2 separate regions of the Homo sapiens genome follow, and region 1 is linked to region 2. The links are chromatin loops, found by intact Hi-C in ENCODE. Cell type or tissue: OCI-LY7. All regions are shown on one strand. Links, peaks and the distances in the headings refer to the core of each region. The heading gives the core; the rest is flanking DNA.

The links. Peaks named below come from ENCODE experiments on the same cell type or tissue, not always from the same donor. Only the 100,000 strongest peaks of a DNase experiment are listed, where the experiment ranks them.
Region 1: a loop joins it to region 2, with 2.5 times the contacts of the local background. A loop is called at or near these places in 2 of 110 quality-filtered maps.

The regions. Positions count from the first base shown.
Region 1 is chr10:33,102,189-33,110,530 of GRCh38, reverse strand. All of the region lies in intron 1 of IATPR (ITGB1 adjacent tumor promoting lncRNA), which reads left to right. Among named protein-coding and RNA genes, the nearest start is that of IATPR, 10 kb to the left of the region's middle. In OCI-LY7, for the core only: a CTCF peak has its summit at 3,555 (motif pointing right); DNase peaks (open chromatin) are centred at 3,554, 6,660 and 8,250; H3K4me3 peaks cover 439 bases.
Region 2 is chr10:32,374,268-32,382,609 of GRCh38, reverse strand. It overlaps EPC1-AS1 (EPC1 antisense RNA 1), which reads right to left. Exons shown (of 2, transcript NR_104163.1): 2 at 8,122-8,307. It also overlaps a transcript of EPC1 not described here. Among named protein-coding and RNA genes, the nearest start is that of EPC1-AS1, 31 kb to the right of the region's middle. RefSeq lists a silencer at 2,769-2,870 and enhancers at 3,245-3,745, 3,746-4,246. In OCI-LY7, for the core only: CTCF peaks have their summits at 4,616 and 4,832; DNase peaks (open chromatin) are centred at 2,849, 3,109, 3,779, 4,839 and 1 weaker place; H3K4me3 peaks cover 4,645 bases; H3K27ac peaks cover 3,769 bases.

The DNA.
Region 1 (8,342 bases), core at 283-8,282, 730 kb before region 2:
GTCGGAGGAAAGTCGATAATTTAAAAATGAAGAAAGTTCTCCACTGACTTGCTTATACATTTCCTTTTTCTGTCAAAACGAGAAATTTTTTTTTCTTTTCTGAGAGGATGTATATCCTGAGGAAATTATTATTTTTTATTTGCTTTTGATAAAAATAGTGCCAACCACTTCTGGGTTTTTTGCAGAGCTCACAGGTGGGGGTGAAGAAAGCCTTTGGCAATGCCTGCAATAATAGCTCAATATGAGTCCTCCAAGAGGTCTTCATTAAGGGAGGCCTGAGAGGGCAGAGCCACTCAGTGCTACAGTTTGCAAAAATCCTTAGGATGTTGGCCTGTGTGGCTCCTAAAAAAAAAAAGAAAAAAAAAACCCAGCTGCAGGGGGGATTTGTTTTCATAGGGCAGCTACTTGAGGGGTTTGGTCACTGCTGCTGAACCACAACATTCTGAGTATTGGGGAAAGGATACACTTACATTCAATACGAGTGCTTCTAAGAAAATCGCACTTTTCTTATAAGCTTCCGGATAAGAATTGTGCAAGGACAGTTGTATTGCATCAAAACATGTGGTTTTCACACGCATTGCTGTGCAGATCACAGGATTTTTGCACCTGACAAGAACATCTTGGGGGGAGGACCAAGAAAGAAATTTGAACCCCTCAGCAGACTTCTCTTGATCCGCCCCTTTCACTGTTCCCATACCTTTAGACCAGCCGTGCTAGATTTTGTTAAGTAAAAATGGAGACCCTGACTGCAGAAAGCGATACAGCCATTCCAGCAAGGAAGGACAGGAATCCATTTTGTCTCTTTTAAAATACAGAGTTAATAGTAACTTCAAGATCGTTTCTGCAGCCTTTTCTGAGAGAAGCTGAAGCAAGTGCTCTTAGGGAGTGATTATTATCTGTTCTCTCGGTTGTTGTTTTGGGTACAATATGTAGTTTTCCCCTGGCAACTGGAAAATTATGTTGTGGCAGGAAGGACATCATTCTGCCTGTCTTGAAATGCTTTTCCCAAGAGATCTCAAGCTGAGGCTGTGTTGATAAAACACACATATAGAGAAAAGAAAATATCTTCCTTCCTTACTTCTTCTCTCTTTCTTATCGTTACACATCTTTGGAAGGGAATAAACTAAATATAGAAATAAAGGACAAGAAAATTGAATGAACACCTAACTTGAAATAGGCAGCTTCTGTCCATGCAGCGAGTGGGCTACATTATTGCAATTTCTATAAAACTGTTTCAGCACCAAATGGAAATTGGCCCATGTGCAGATTGGGGCAGCTTTCTGCAATTGAACCAATTGAACTTTTTCGAAATTGTACATATACGCACATCCGAAAGCTCTATACAACTGACTGTGTTGTAGCTAAGGACTGGTGAAATCCCCAAGGGAACCAGTGATACTCTTTCTAGGTCTTTCTAACTCTCAAAAGTTGTGTTTTAAACACTTTCTCACATCTTCCTACGAATGACTTCACTGTTTTATTTGTTGTGCTTACTGGTAACCAAAAATTATTTCAAGGTTCTATCCCAAACTCCCCTACATTTCTGGTGGCTTTGAAGTTACTCCAACGATTCTCTGTTCAGAAAGGTGGCTCCCACTTATCTGTGATTAGAGCATTTTGTGAACAAACGAGGCTGTAGAAATGAGTGCAGTGACGTAAATTCCTACACATGTTTTGGGCAAATAAGTTTATCTGACATAAATTGTTCTCCTTTCCTCCTCTGAGACCCTGGAACAAGCAGAGGAAAGGGTCTAGGCATTGAACTCCGGTGCACCTGTGATTAAACTTCAACTTGCCATGTCTGAGCTGTGTAACTTTAAGCAAATTGCTTACCCTTTCTGAGCGTTAGGTTCCTCATCTGTCAAATGAAGGTTCAAGTCTCATCCTTACAAGATTATTGTGAAGATTAACTGAGATGATACATATGATGCATGTGGTGTAGAACAGGTACCTGGTGCTATTGATGTTATCCTTTGGTCCATTAGTAAGAACATGTCCCAAACCCAAGCTTGTATCAAGTCCCTTAGAAGAAATTGAAAAGAAGACTCACAAGAATACAAAGGGAAGGATAGATACTGATATTAACAAAATAGGCTCGAAAAAATCCTAAAAAGTGAGTTCCCTATTTTTCTATCTACCTTCCTGGTCTCTTTCTTTACCTCCTGAATAGTTTGCATGGGTTCCCAGATGCGGACACTGGTTTAACCTCAGCAAGTTGTAACTCTCATTAAAGTGATTCAACTGTTCTGCTCTTTGCTTCCAGAATAATTAAGAATAGCAATGTCCAGATGCTCTCCTAACCAGTTCCCACATTAGCATCTTCCCCGTTCTCTGAAAAAAAAAAAAAAAAAAAAAAAAGGTGACCTTTTGACCTGATTCATTGGGAAGGCTGTTGTGAACTTCCTGGGTCAGAGTCGCCTGGGGTCAGTTACATTAATAGCCATCTAAACCTTCCTCTAAACCTTCCTGGGAATTGTAAAAACCTCCCAGATCCATGACAATAATGAGCTTTAAGCGTCCTTCTTCTCATTTCCAAAAGATTGAGGAATTTGGGCTTTACCCAGTAAGCCTGCATTGCACTTTGTCTTCTGACTCCATCAATTTATCATGCAGCATTGGATAATCCAAGAGTTTGTTAAATTCTCTATTTCTACAAAATATTTCCCATTGATTAAATTGTTCATTGAAACCAAGTCTGTCTTCAGAAAGAGTTCTACTGAGACTATATTGATCAGTCTCCAGAGTAATGAGTATATCTACTGAGCACATGCTTCATAGCTGACATGGTTCTAACAACATTCGCTAAATTCACCCTCCTAACGTTCTGTGAAGCAAGTGCTTGTGATACAGATAAGGGAAACTGAGGAATTGAAAGTCACAGAGTCACTGAATGGTGGGATGGGGAACAAACTCAGGCTGTCTGAACTCACTCTGATATCCTGCAAAGCAGTTACTAGCACAAACTCTTTCAATTGCTTATGATGGACAGTGCACTGATACTTTAGAGAAACTGAAATGAAACATGAAAAATACGGTTTTGGTTGATGTTTTTCCTAAGAAATGAGGATGAGGTTACTTCACTTTAATATTACACCTACGTTTAATTAGAATGAATGCAAAACTGATGAAAATTCTAGATTTTTCAGAAAGAAGCCTTTTTTTTCTGTTTGAGCCAAATCACTATAATGTCTATTTCCAAAAGCCAATAGTGAAAAAGTTCTCCCCAAAGTGAAGAGATCCTATAGAAATTTAAAACCATAATTAGGAACAAACCATAGCGGTCATTTCTATTTGCTGTGGCAGCTATTCAACTGCAGTATACGGATTTCATCTCCACCTAGAAAAAGTGAGTTCTAGTGTCTTACTGCTTTGAGGAAACCAGTGAGATGGGAGAGTTCCCTGACCCCCTTGTGGGACCTGCGACAGTGGGGTGGGGGGCGGCTCATTTTGCTCAGCAGAGCTTAAACCCCTTGTGGGAGGAGGAGCATGCAGGTGAGCGGGTGAAAGAGCCAGGGTGAGTGTCTTTAGGCGCCAGCAGGAACGAACCCTGTACTGGTCCACAGCAGCCTCTAGGGGTTGCCCCCGACCTCTGGAGCCCCAGAGGGCATGTGTTGCAAACAATTCTCTTTTAGTATTTGCCGTCCACGGATGGCTAAGTGTTAACCAGCTCAGTGGAGAATCACGGTGGCATACACCCTGCCCTCTTGGTACCCTGATTCTTGTCCAGCATCCAGGAAGAATCAGGTCACACGGACTTGAAGGATGGTGAATGCAGAGGTTTTACTGAGTGATGGAGGTGGCTCTTAGCGGAGGGGAGCTGGAAAGATGATGGTGCCGAAAGAAGGTGATCTTTTCCTGAAGCGCGGCTGGAGTCATGCCTTCTGAAGTTAAGCCACCTCTATCCATAGTCTCTAACACTCAGTTGCTCCTTCTCCTCTCCATGTTCAGCTGCTTGACTATCTGACAGCTGAGGTCTGGGATTTATATGGGCACAAGATGGTGGGGAAGGGACAAGGAGAACCAAAAAAGTAACATTTGGGCTGAAAAACAAGGATAACCGTTCTCATTTAGGGCCGCGGTTTCCAGGCCTGAGGGTGAGGACTTTGCCGGGGAACCACCCTCTTCTACCCAGTATTTCCCCACCTCCTGTCCATATCACTAGTATGGGAATTGTATGGAAAATTTTAAGCCTCTATTAAGTTGGCAAAGCGATTTAAAAATCAAGTCCTAAGCACTGAATTTTCCCAGGCTTTGTCTTGTTCTGGCTGACCGACTACCTGTGATCTAACAACTCTCCTTGTGAGCCACAGAAGCTCTCTATGACATTTTCAGTGAGGGTGCCTGAACCTCGGATGGATAACCAGTGCAACTAAAGATTTAAGGGCATTTCCTTTTTGTCTGTTTGTTTGTTCGTTTTGAGACAGAGTCTCACTTTGTTACCCAGGCTGGAGTGCAGTGGTGTGATCTTGGCTCACTGCAACCTCCGCCTCCCAGGTTCAAGGGATTCTCCTGCCTCACCCTCCCGAGTAGCTGGGATTACAGGCATGTGCCACTACACCTGGCTAATTTTTGTATTTTTAGGAGACACGGGATTTCACCATATTGGCCAGGCTGATCACGAAGTCCTGGCCTCCAGTGATCACCTGCCTCAGCCTTCCAAAGGGCTGAAATTATGGGTGCTTCAAGGACATTTCTGATGTGCTGAATACGCCTATGGAAGAAGGCATTCCTGGATCCTAATAAATAATGAATATTTATTTTAAATGAATTACTCATCTGCAGTGTTGAAGTTGAGCTTGAACAGTGCTAGCTATCAGTTTGTGTTCAGTAGGTTAAAAATCCCCCTCAAAATGTCCTGGTATCTTCAAGTGTGGCTATACTAGATCCATGCTTAAGGTCTGCCCTCTGTGTGCAGTCTAAGAGTGCATTGTTTTTTCTCCTCTGCTTTTAAAAGTCATGCACATGCTTTTAAAAGTACATGTAGAAAGTACGTCAAATAACAAATATTCCAGCCATAAATTCCATTTTCGATATTTAACCCATGCTGGTGAATATAAATTTAGTATTTTTCACATATATCTTGTACCATATAGTACCAGTTGTTTAACAACAATTTGATATTGTTAAATAACAGTGTATTGTGAATATTTTGTCATGTTATTAAATATTCTTCTATTTCACATTTTAATGACTGACCTATGTCCTATCACATGAACATGCCTCAATTTTATTTCACAAACCCACTATAAGTGGATGTACTTGTTATTTATTGTGTATAATAAATTAGCCCAAATTTAACAGCTTAAAGCAGCAAGCATTTATGATCTCACAGTTTCTGTGGGTCAGAAATCCAAGAACAGCTTAGCTGGGTCCTCCAGCTCAGGGTACCTCACAAGGCTGCAGTGCAGGTGCTGGCTGGGGCTGTTGTCATCTGAAGGCTCAAACCGGGAAGGATCTGCTTCTGGGTTCACTCACGTTCCATTGGCAAGCTTCAAGTCTTCACTGTCTTTTGGCTAGAGACATCAAGTCCTTGTCATGTGGGCCACCCCATAAGGCTGTTTACAACATAGGATGTGCCTTTCCTCAGATGAGGATTCCAAGAGACAGAATGTGAGAGAAGATACCCCTAATGGAAGGTGCAGTCTTTTCATATCTTCATCTTGAAAATGGCATACCATGATTTTTGCCATATTCTAGCTGGTAGACAATAGTAACTAAGGCTTGTCCACATTCAAGTGAAGAGGACCATATACCAAGGCATACATACTGGAGACAGGGATCACAGAGGACCAGCTTAAAAACAGACCACCATAGTGGGCATTGAGGTAACACATACATGCATGCACAGTTCGGACACTAATAAAAGGGAAATATTTTTCTGAGTAGCTTAGAGGAAGTGACCAGTTGAAGTTTTCAAGACCTGATGTTTCAGCCATTAAATGAAAACAGCAGAAAACTCATAATGGCATTTTTCAAGTCAGCTTGGAACCTGAGCCAGAAAAATCACCTGTCAATAGACTATTTTGTGGACATTTTCCAGTGTGGTGGTGGATTTAAAGACGTAAGTTCTGCACCACTTCACTTGTATCTTCCCCCTAAACAAAGCGTTCATCACACCAGCCAGGGGGCTCATGTCTTCATCGGGCCATCTTGGCAATGGGAGAACAGCCTGTGTAGCCTGGCATTGAGCTTTCCCATGGCCCAAATGCAGGCTTTTCCAGTCTTCTCTCTACACAGTCTGTCTGGTCCATGCCAATGATAGAGGCAGGAGGCAGAGAACTCTCCTAGGCAGACAGGGGAAGGTCCCTGGAGAACCTCCAACCTGCCAAGGTCATTGTGCACAGGGAGCTTGCCTAAACATGCCCGTGGTGAAAAATTTCATCCCTTAACACATGCACAGTAAGGGAAATAAATCAGTATGAAGTGGCTCAGACTAAGGTCCCACATGTGCACTGAAAGGACAGGGTGGCGCCTCCAGGAATTCATGCCTTATACACATAGGGAACCCAGCCCCATCACCAGATATGTAAAAGCCCTTGTAGTCAACTGTGAACGGGCTACCAAGAACCTTCTTTCAGGACCCTCTCTTTGCTGAGAGCTTTCCTTTCACTTAATAATTCTATTCCACTCATTCTCCAGTGTCCACGTGCCCAATTCTTCCTGGTCGTGAGACAAGAACCCCAACCTAACTGAGCTAAGGAGCAGAAAAACTGCACCACCAACACTAAAAACAATGTCTTAGTATTCTCTTTCTCTCCACCTATTTGTATCTTATCCATCCTCTGAGTTCATCCCAAATTAGCAAAAACCTCCATTCTACTTTATCTCTGTCACAACTCCTAAAATTGTTCCAGCAATCACTCAAGTATGTACTATGGTTAGAGGACTCCGGAACTCAGAAGACTGGAAGAGTAAGACTCCAGACAGTGAACAGAGTAACAGAAAGAGAAACAGTAATATCCACATAAACAAGAGTGGCTTATGCAGCAATGACAGCATGCCCAGTACCACCTGGGAGAGGCATTGAGCTGATAAAGCGTTTGAGAAGAGCTCATCTTAAAACAACAGGAAACGCTCAGTGAGGCTCAGGAATGAGGAAAGCAAAATATCCAAGAACGAAATATTCATGGTCAAGATGAAGCCCTAGACCTGGACTGAATCATTGATCACTAAGAGGAGCTGGCCCTGGTCACAATGGAGAAATATTGAAATATTAGATGTAAAAGAACACATATCTGAACATAACATATGTAATCAACCACATGTTTCTATGTTCTTTAATCAGATAAATGTTTGGCTCTGAGAAGAGCCAAACACTTATTTTTCTAAATTGCTAAAGTGAAAAATCTCTGTTGAATCCAAAACACTGACTCTGTTAGAAGTCATCTTCTAGGAGTCCAGGCACAGAGAAGTGAGTTACATAAATGGCCCCAGAACACCTCCATCAAGCTGTGACTCTCACTCTTCCCTGTCAGTTCCTCTGCAATGTAAATCCATCCATATGGAGGCACGACTGACTGTACATGACTGGGGAGAAGCAAACAAGGTAGCCCCTCGGTCCCTGTATTGCTTAGAAGAATAGCAACAGCTCAAGAGCTGATTAAGTGCAACTACTGCAAGCAATCATAGAAGCGTGTTGACTTCTCTTCAGTCCCTGGACGTGTAAGACCATCCAGATTTGCCTGAGGACTGCAGGATTTCTGAAGATGGCCCCCACATCTGGAAGCTCTTTTTCCTGAAGGCCTTTCAGAAACCCCCACAGCTATGGGACAGAGTTCTCCATCCTGTGTGTATTTCTTGTCTACCTTCTATTTTTATAGCACTATGTTGGGTACCATGAGAAAAGCAAAAAAGAATCAACTAGAGTCCTTGTCATAGTGCTTATCATCCCGCTGACAAAACAAAACACATTAACCTTCAAAATGAAGTGGCCCAGCCTGAGCAATGTGATGAAACCCCGTCTCTACCAAAAAAATACAAAAATTAGCTGGGTGTGGAGATGTACGCCTGTAGTCCCAGCTACTTGGGAGGCTGAGGTGGGAGAATTGCTTGAGCCTGGGAGGCAGAGGTTATAGTGAGCTGAAATCGTGCCACTGCACTCCAGCCTGGATGACAGAGTAAGACCCCACATTAAAAAAAAAAAAAATGATGTGGCATAGGCTGCAGTGTACGATTAAGTACTGAAAGAGTAGGTGATCCATCAACGGGGTGCCATGTTGTTAACCTGCACTCTAGTCTGCTGGCCACACCTCAGCGCACAATGACATGAGTCAGGATGCAGGTACACTAGGGCTAAAATCAACCCGAGGCATTTATATGTGTATAAGCAACTGAGAAAAGCA
Region 2 (8,342 bases), core at 325-8,324:
TCCTGACCTCAGGTGATCCGCCCACCTCAGCCTCCCAAAGTGCTGGGATTACAGGTGTGAGCCACTGCTCCTGGCCTCATTTGTTTTAAAAAAAAAAAAAAAAAAAAAAAAGGTGAGCACTGTTCAACTGATATAAAATGTAGTATTTTTTTAATCAAAAATATCAAAATCAGCACCATTAGAGAAAACTGAGGCAAATTGTTGCCTGAATTCCTCCTTTTCATTTTGTTTGTACTATGAATGATCTCAGATATTTGTGTCTTATTCATATTTATTTATGAACTGAGTCATAATCAATGGCTGTAACTATGTGAGTGAAATATGGATTTTTAAAAATATAATACCAAAACCCTGTAATGTAGCTATGTAAATTCAAAATTAGCATTGAGGGGTTTTTTTTCCCCTCTACCTTCTCTGGACCTTATCATTATCAAAACCTCTAAAATCTGGAAGTTCAACGTTCTCTGTCTTAAACACGGAATTCCTTTCTGTGGCCTACAAACCTCTGCAGGATCTCTCTCCAGTCTACATTTCTGATTTCATCTGATGCACTTCTTGATGTGCTGAAACCACACTGGCCTCATTTCCCTTCCTAGAATGTGCCAAGCTTCATTCTGCCTCAGGGCCTTCGCACATGCTGTAGCCTCTTCCTAGACTGTGACTTCTCCGATATTTTTCAAATGTGTCTCCTTGTCATCCTTCAAGCCTAGGTTAAGCCCCACTCCTCTAGAGACAACTTCCTTACCACCTTGTTTATTTATTTCCCTCCCTGTTATTCTCTAACACTGTACTGTTTGTTTTTTGAGACGGAGTCTCACTCTGTCGCCCAGGCTGGAGTGAAGTGGTATGCTCTTGGCTTACTGGAACTTCCACTTCCTGGGTTCAGGTGATTCTCCTGCCTCACCTCCTGAGTAGCTGGGATTACAGGCACCTACCACCATGCCCAGCTAATTTTTGTATTTTTAGTAGAGACAGGGTTTCACCATGTTGGCCAGACTGGTCTCAAACTCCTGACCTCAAGTGATCCACCCACCTCGGCCTCCCAAAGTGCTGGGATTATAGGCGTGAGCCACTGCGCCCAGCCCTGTTTGGTTTTTTAATAGCACTTAGAATAATGTGCAATAATATACACTTGACCCTTGAACAACACAGGTTTGAGCTGTACAGGTCCACTTATACACAGATTTTGTTTCAGTAAAAGTTACACAGAGTATTCCTGCCTCTCCTGCTTCCCCTTCCACCTCCTCCACCTCTGCCGCCCCTGCCACTCCTGAGACAGGAAGACCAAACCCTCCTCTTCTTTCTCCTCCTCAGATACTCAATGTGAGGACAATGAGGAATAAAGACCTTTATGATGATCCACTTCTGCTTAATGAATAGTAAGTATATTTTCTCTTCCTTATACTTTCTTAATAACATTTTCTTTTCTCTAGTTTACTTTATTGTACAAATTCAATATAGAATACATACAACACACAAAATGTGTGTTAATTGACTGTTTATGTTATTGGTAAGGTCAATAGTAGGTTATTAGTAGTTCAGTTTTGGGAGAGTTAAAAGTTACACAGAATATTTGACAGCATGGGGGATTGGCACCCCTAACCCCCACATACTTCAAGGATCAACTGTATTTGTTCACCTGCTATTTATCTGTCTCTCCACTAGATTATGAACTCCATGAAGGAGGAAATAAACTATCTACTTGTTCACTAATATATATATAGCACCAAGCATCATACCTGGCACATTCTAAGTTCTTAAGAACTGTTTGAATAAACAGCAAAAGAATTATTTATCTTATGTATTTCTGTGATAATCTCCACCAAAACATTTCATTCTACATATTATCTTTCCCAAAACAAAAACCAAAAATCCCTCAAATTGTGTATATCATGAATATGGTCTCAAAAACTCCAAAGAAAATTATCCCATAGGAAAGCATGTAATCAGAAGTATGTGTATCTTACGAAGTGCACAGAACATCCTAATCTACAGATAATAAAGTATATGAAGGTATATACACATATGGATGTGCATATCTAGGTATTTTCTTTACCATGGCTGTTCATTAAATATATCTGACCCCAAGTCCACTCAGATTGTCTACTTCACTTGGCAGTAGAACAAACGCAGGAGACGCGGCCCAGAGAGGGGTCTAGCTCAAATGCTATCTAAATTGGCCCAGGCCCCATGGCGGTAGGCAACCTGTCTAGTGAAAGTTCAAGGAGGTCTCACTAAAAACACAGTGAGTTCTACCTCCTGGCTTATCATGGACAGGCTCTGTTTATTCCAGCTGTCCTATAATTAGCCCTTTTCACTCTCAAAGTATCCTGTGTTAGATGATAAATTCATAGTCACCCTAGCTATATCTTTCTAAGAATGTTACCTATTAAGTGCCAGGCAGGGATACCAGACCAACGTGTGTGTGTGTGTGTGCGTGTGTGCGTGTGTGTGTGTATATGTATGTGTATGTGTGTGTATATGTGCATGTGTGTGTATGTGTGTGGTGTGTGTGGGGAGGGGAAGAGGTTGTGAAGAATGTAGATAATTCCCCACCCCTTTCTTAATCCAGTTCCTTTAAACCCTGTTCTCTTCTTGGCTTGTTAGAAAATTTAGTGGGCAAAGAATTTTTACTGAATATGTTGACACATGTATGCAGTATTTGACACATTACGATCTTTGTCGACTTTTCTGACTTTACATTAGCAAACATAGTCTTGCGTCTGTTTAACGTTCATTTTTTTAAAGTCTTAGATTTTGTCTTTATTTAAAAGCCCAGTTGCAACCACCAAATACCTGACTCAGCTCACAACTAGAGACCGAGCATCAAATTTCCCAGCCCACTTAATTTGAAAGCCTGCCAAGATAGGTGAAAGACCTTATAAATATGTAAAGCAGGAAGTTCGAATTACAGTCAAGTAAATCTCTAGTGATTGATGTTCTTTTCAAAACAATTTTAAAAAACTAATAATGACCAGCACATTTCTAAGACCCTCTTACCAAAGGTTTCCCCCGAATTCAGACTCAATGGTGTACTTTCAGTACTGTATTTATTTTGGATTTTTATCACTTCCTGGAGGCCAGGAGGAGGCACAGTGGGAGGATCCTAAAAAACTCAGTACCACAGCCATTTTGTTTGTAAGGCAGAGTGGTAGAATTCTGTCAGCCAGTAAAGGTTTTTGAAACAGTTTTTAAGGGGGGCGGGGGAGGGGGAGGGAATATGCCTATTGTTTTCATTTAACCGCTAAATTCATTATTTTATTTTACTTTTTGCACACATCGTAGTTACTGTGAGTAAGAAATTATATTTTTTTTCCCAAGGAATTAAAGATCTCGGAGCTAAAGGAGTCATGAATTTTGTTCCAGGATGACTGGCTTCTCTAGGTACCTTCATGAGATCAAATCGAAAAAATATTTTGATGGACATCGTTTTTACATGGCCAGGTTTGCATGCAGAGGATCTATCGAGTGGTTGAAAAGGATCAACAATCTGCTCAAGAAAAACATGATAATGCTGTTTTAAAAAAAAAAAAACAAAAACAAAAAACAAACAAAAAAACCCCACATCCAAGAAGCCAGAGTGTTCCTTCAGATGTTAAAAGGGGCATTCCCCCGAGCTCACAGGCAGCCGTGGGTGCTATTGTCTTGCAGTGTCACTTCATAGCGAGCTTAGACTTTTGTCATTTTGGTGGCTGTGCTTTTAAAAGCCCAGTGTAAAATGGCACACACACTGCATTTTTTTCCGAGCTGCAGGAGGCGGGGGCAGCGGGGGATAGTGCAGACTGTAGGGACACTGCCCTCCCAGCCAATCAGCGCTCGCCTGCTTGCCATCGCAAAGTTGTTAACCCCAGAGTCTTCTGGCTGTGCTGCCTCCTCTGCTTTTAATCTTCTGTGGATATTTCTCCGATTTCCCCCAAAAGCCCACAGATCCTGGGGGAAGCCACCCCATTCGGCCACCGATCATGGAAGAAAGTATTACTTTTTATTTACCAAACATTTTAAAGATGTTGGAAGATCCATATGCTGCCTGGAGGCTGTTGTTTCTAGGGACACAAGTATCCAGCCTATATTGTTACAATTTTTTTTCAAGAACTGCCGTCTTCTTTGCCTGCACTAATGGTAAGTTTGTAATTTTCACCATTTATGTCAGTCTTTGAAAGAGCCACCGGCTAAAAAGGATTTTCATTGTGTTTCTTCTAACAAAACCAATCTTTGTATTTTTCTTTAGCTTTGATCTCTGCACGTTCTACCTAATCTTGCCTGGTTAATTTTTACCAAAAGAAAAAAAAATAGTTTTTTTTTTCATTGTTAAAGCTAAATGTTTATAATATAAATTATACTTTAATTACTGTGAACTACAGAGGAACTCAGATATTTCAAGATGGACTTGTTTTGTGCCAGTAATGTTGGCAATGCCAAATATGTGCATATCCTCTTTATAAAAATTATGTCTTACCTAATTTGTCCAGGACTCAATTATCAGCAGGCAAACTATGGATATAGTTTTTTTTTAAATGGACCTATTGTGGTTCTCTTGATAGATTACTTGGATACAAACTACAGAAAAGCTGCCCTTGGTATAATGAAGGTGGAGGTTGACATAACCGGGTTTATATTAAGTTATGGCTGTTACTAAATAGTGGATCTTTTATTTGCTGATCAGATCTCAACTTGTAGTCTATGATATTATTTCTTTGAAGCTCTTCATTAGATAATCTTTGCAGGTCTATCTTGTTTTTCTCCTATACGGTACATTTGGGAGACATTTTGTAATTTTTGGCATTTTTCTAATTTTTTTTCTTTTTGCACACGGTGGGAGATCTTTTTTGTTTTGCATTGATCTGTGTTGGTGGCGCTGTAGTGCTCCTCAACAATTTATGTCAGTTTCACTAAAAGAAAAAAGGAAGAAAAAAAAAGAGGTGGGGCAAGATTTGATCTATTCTCTTCTCCCTTTATTTTCTTAAAGAAAGTTCATTTTAGTCAGTGGAAGTATTCAGTTGTGTTATTTAAATGTTTTCTGTGAACTGTGAACTATGGTGAGAGCAGACATGTCGTCACAACCAGCCGAGGGAACATCAGGGACAGGCATGCAGTTTGCAGTTGTTTTATCTGATCTGATTTATCATCTCTATATCAGAATTATTCAGTAATAAGCTGTCGATTTATCCTTTTAGTAACATTTTGCATTTTCCTTATATTACAAAATTATATGTGTTAGTGTATTTTCAATTTAACCAAATGTCTGAGTTTTAGTTCCTTCAACATTGTAAAAGTTGAATTTCATTTTGAACCTAGGGATTTCTTAAATAACTATTCTAAGTTTCTCCTGAGGTTTTTCTAATAAGTAGTCATATAATAATTCCCACATTATTGTTTGTTTCATTTTGAAATGATACTTCAACTGAATTACAGATAGTCTTGTTTTAAAAATAACAAATATTTTGGAATAAGATAATTTTTTAAGAATATGTGCACAATTGCTTTTGGCTTTAAAAATTTTGATGTTCACATATCTAAATGCAGGATTATATCTTTTCCATCTTTGTTCTTATTGAGTTATCTGATTAGAGAATGTGGGATTTAGGCCCAAAGCCTCCCAAGAACAAAAATGTGTTACGATCTGACATAGGTTTTACTGGTCTCTGTAAACATTTTAGCTGTTTATGGAGATAGTAAGTGTGCCCTTAGTTCAAAAAGAAAGTGGGACGAATCAGTAATTGAACCCTAAAGCGTATTTTTTTTGGTCACATAAAATAAAAACAACTGAAATAGTACACTAGACCACTTTTCCATAAGATTGAAGAGATTATTTTTTGAAAGAGTGAACATTTCAAGAATTATTATTTAGCGTGTTTACCCACTTTGAAATACGTAAATGCTCATTTCACTTTTTAATCATTTAACAGGTTGAAGTAAAAGGATGTGTGAAAATGGCTAAAAATAGTATTTCTGATTTTTGTGTCTCTATACTCTATCTATATATCCCTTTCCTTGAACTTCAAAAATAATTATGTATTAGCCCATATTTTGTTTATACTATGCCATAAAAATGTGAAAATGTTCACTGTAACATTTTAGCTATTCATAAAATGTAAATGCCCCATCAAGGCTAGTTTTTGACATTATAGATTATTTATAGAATGAAATACTGCAGGTGTAAATATATTATCTAACCCTCTGGTTATGCTGGAGAGTTTAGTTCTCTGAAGTTGATCTACCAAATAAAATATACTTTCCAACACATGTATTGCTAAAATAGTCTGCTATTCAGAATGGCGATAATTTTTATTTTATTTAATCTCTGAAAACTAAACATGTGTATATAAGGTAGCCCCCTTTTAAAAACAAACTGATGCTCTGAAGTCCATATGGAGCTATGCAATGCTCTTTGTTCTCCTACATCATTGACTATTACATCATTGATTATGAAGTAACTATTATAGTTAAATCTTCACTTTTAAAAATCCTTCATATATATTTATATGACTGATAACATTTTATATATGACTCTTACATCACTAAGTATTTAAGGAGGTTGAAATCTATGAGGCAAAAACAGTTCACTATTTTATATTATTCTCCATTTTAAAATCCACCTTGAGCTTCATTTTAGCTCTTGATTCCTTGAACATTATTTTTTTTAATTGATAACATTTTTATAGAAATGTAGTTCATGAGCTTGGTGTGATTGTGATTAGAATTATAACAAATTTTTGGATTAAAAACCTTTATTTATTAAATTTAGCAGATAGAGAACTAACTCAGTCTTTCATGGTAACAGTTGCTAGATCATGGACAATAAAAAATTATTTTAAAAAATTCCCAAAATGTCATTTTAGTCAACAGTTACACACTTATTTCTTTCTTGAACACCATTTTATCAGATAATAGCAAGTAGCAAAATTTACTATATTGTCATATCATTTTTCTCATCCTGCCCATCCCTCTGATGGAGGGAGGGGCTAATGAGTAGTGAAATTACCAAAAAACAGGTTGCAGAAAGCAGAAAGAAATAATGCCAAAGACATGGAGAATCTGTAAATCAAATTAGAAACAATAAACCTCAGAAAAATGAACTTGAAATTAAGGAGCTCAATCAATAACAAATAAACTGAAAATTATATTAAGACAATGTAATGAACCAACACAATTTCCTAATTTATTAACTTGCATTCATTAGTATTGTTAAAGACTGAGGAAGTTTCAGGTTAGCCAAACTCATTAGATGATAGGTAATGGTAGGGTAAGGTAACAAAGGGAAGAAAGATTTAGAGATGTTAAGGTGACCAAACATAAAATGCTAAAAATATTAGCCAGGGCTAATCTAATCTACCTTGGAATGAACTTTTTTAAAAGAAGAAAATATAAAATAAAATTCTATCCTGTGAAATCACGCACAATATAGACCTGAAATTGTCTGTTTCCAATTCTACCCACTTCTCATGCATATTTACCTCTGTTATTTGCTAGATGTGTTACTACTTTCCATAAGACGATACAGATACACCACTGTCCTCCTCAGCATGGTTTTGCAAAAGAAAACAAGAGGAAAATGATACACAAAATGTGTGTTTGTGTTATGACTTTGTTTTTGATCTTTCCAAAATGATTATCAAATGGAGAATCTAAAGGGAAAGTAAAGCAGATGTATAATTTTATAAATATTTTTATGAAAAAGATAAAAGCAGATTTTATAATTGATTTGTTCAACATTTGTTTCTATTTTTATTCGGGGGTTTGTTTATTCTAGATCTTCCCCCATCTATTATGTATCATTCTGATAAGATGCTATGATGCAATATTAAGCAAAAGAGGCAAGGATTCCTGCTGTAATGGAGTCTACACTCCAATGTGGTTAGAGTTCTAAAGATACTTTAAATCTAAGGTCTTAGATGTGTGAGATTCCCAAATGAAGGCCAAATAATATTTTTAGAAAAAAAATATTTTTTTAATTTAGATCTGTTTAAATAGGATTTGACAAGTGTTCTTCCATTGAAGGACCATGATTCGGGCATCAAGTACTCACATATTGGGGTTGGGAGAGGATGTAGCCCTTAAGCTTTAGATATAACCCAAATAGATGCTACAGATGGTTGCCTAATACAAATTCCTATTGCAAAATGAGAAATGAAACTTTGATTTATTGGCTAGAGAAAAGAGATGAAGAGAGGATCACTCTGGTAGCAGGAGTTTTGGGCATGTCCCTCTGAGATCCATTTGATGAAAACATTTTTTAAAACATGGTAGGGCCTCATTTTGCACATTTTGTTCACGGTGTCATCAAATAAACATCATGGTAAATATAAACTGTGAAGATGAAGCAGGGAAATAAAATTAGTATT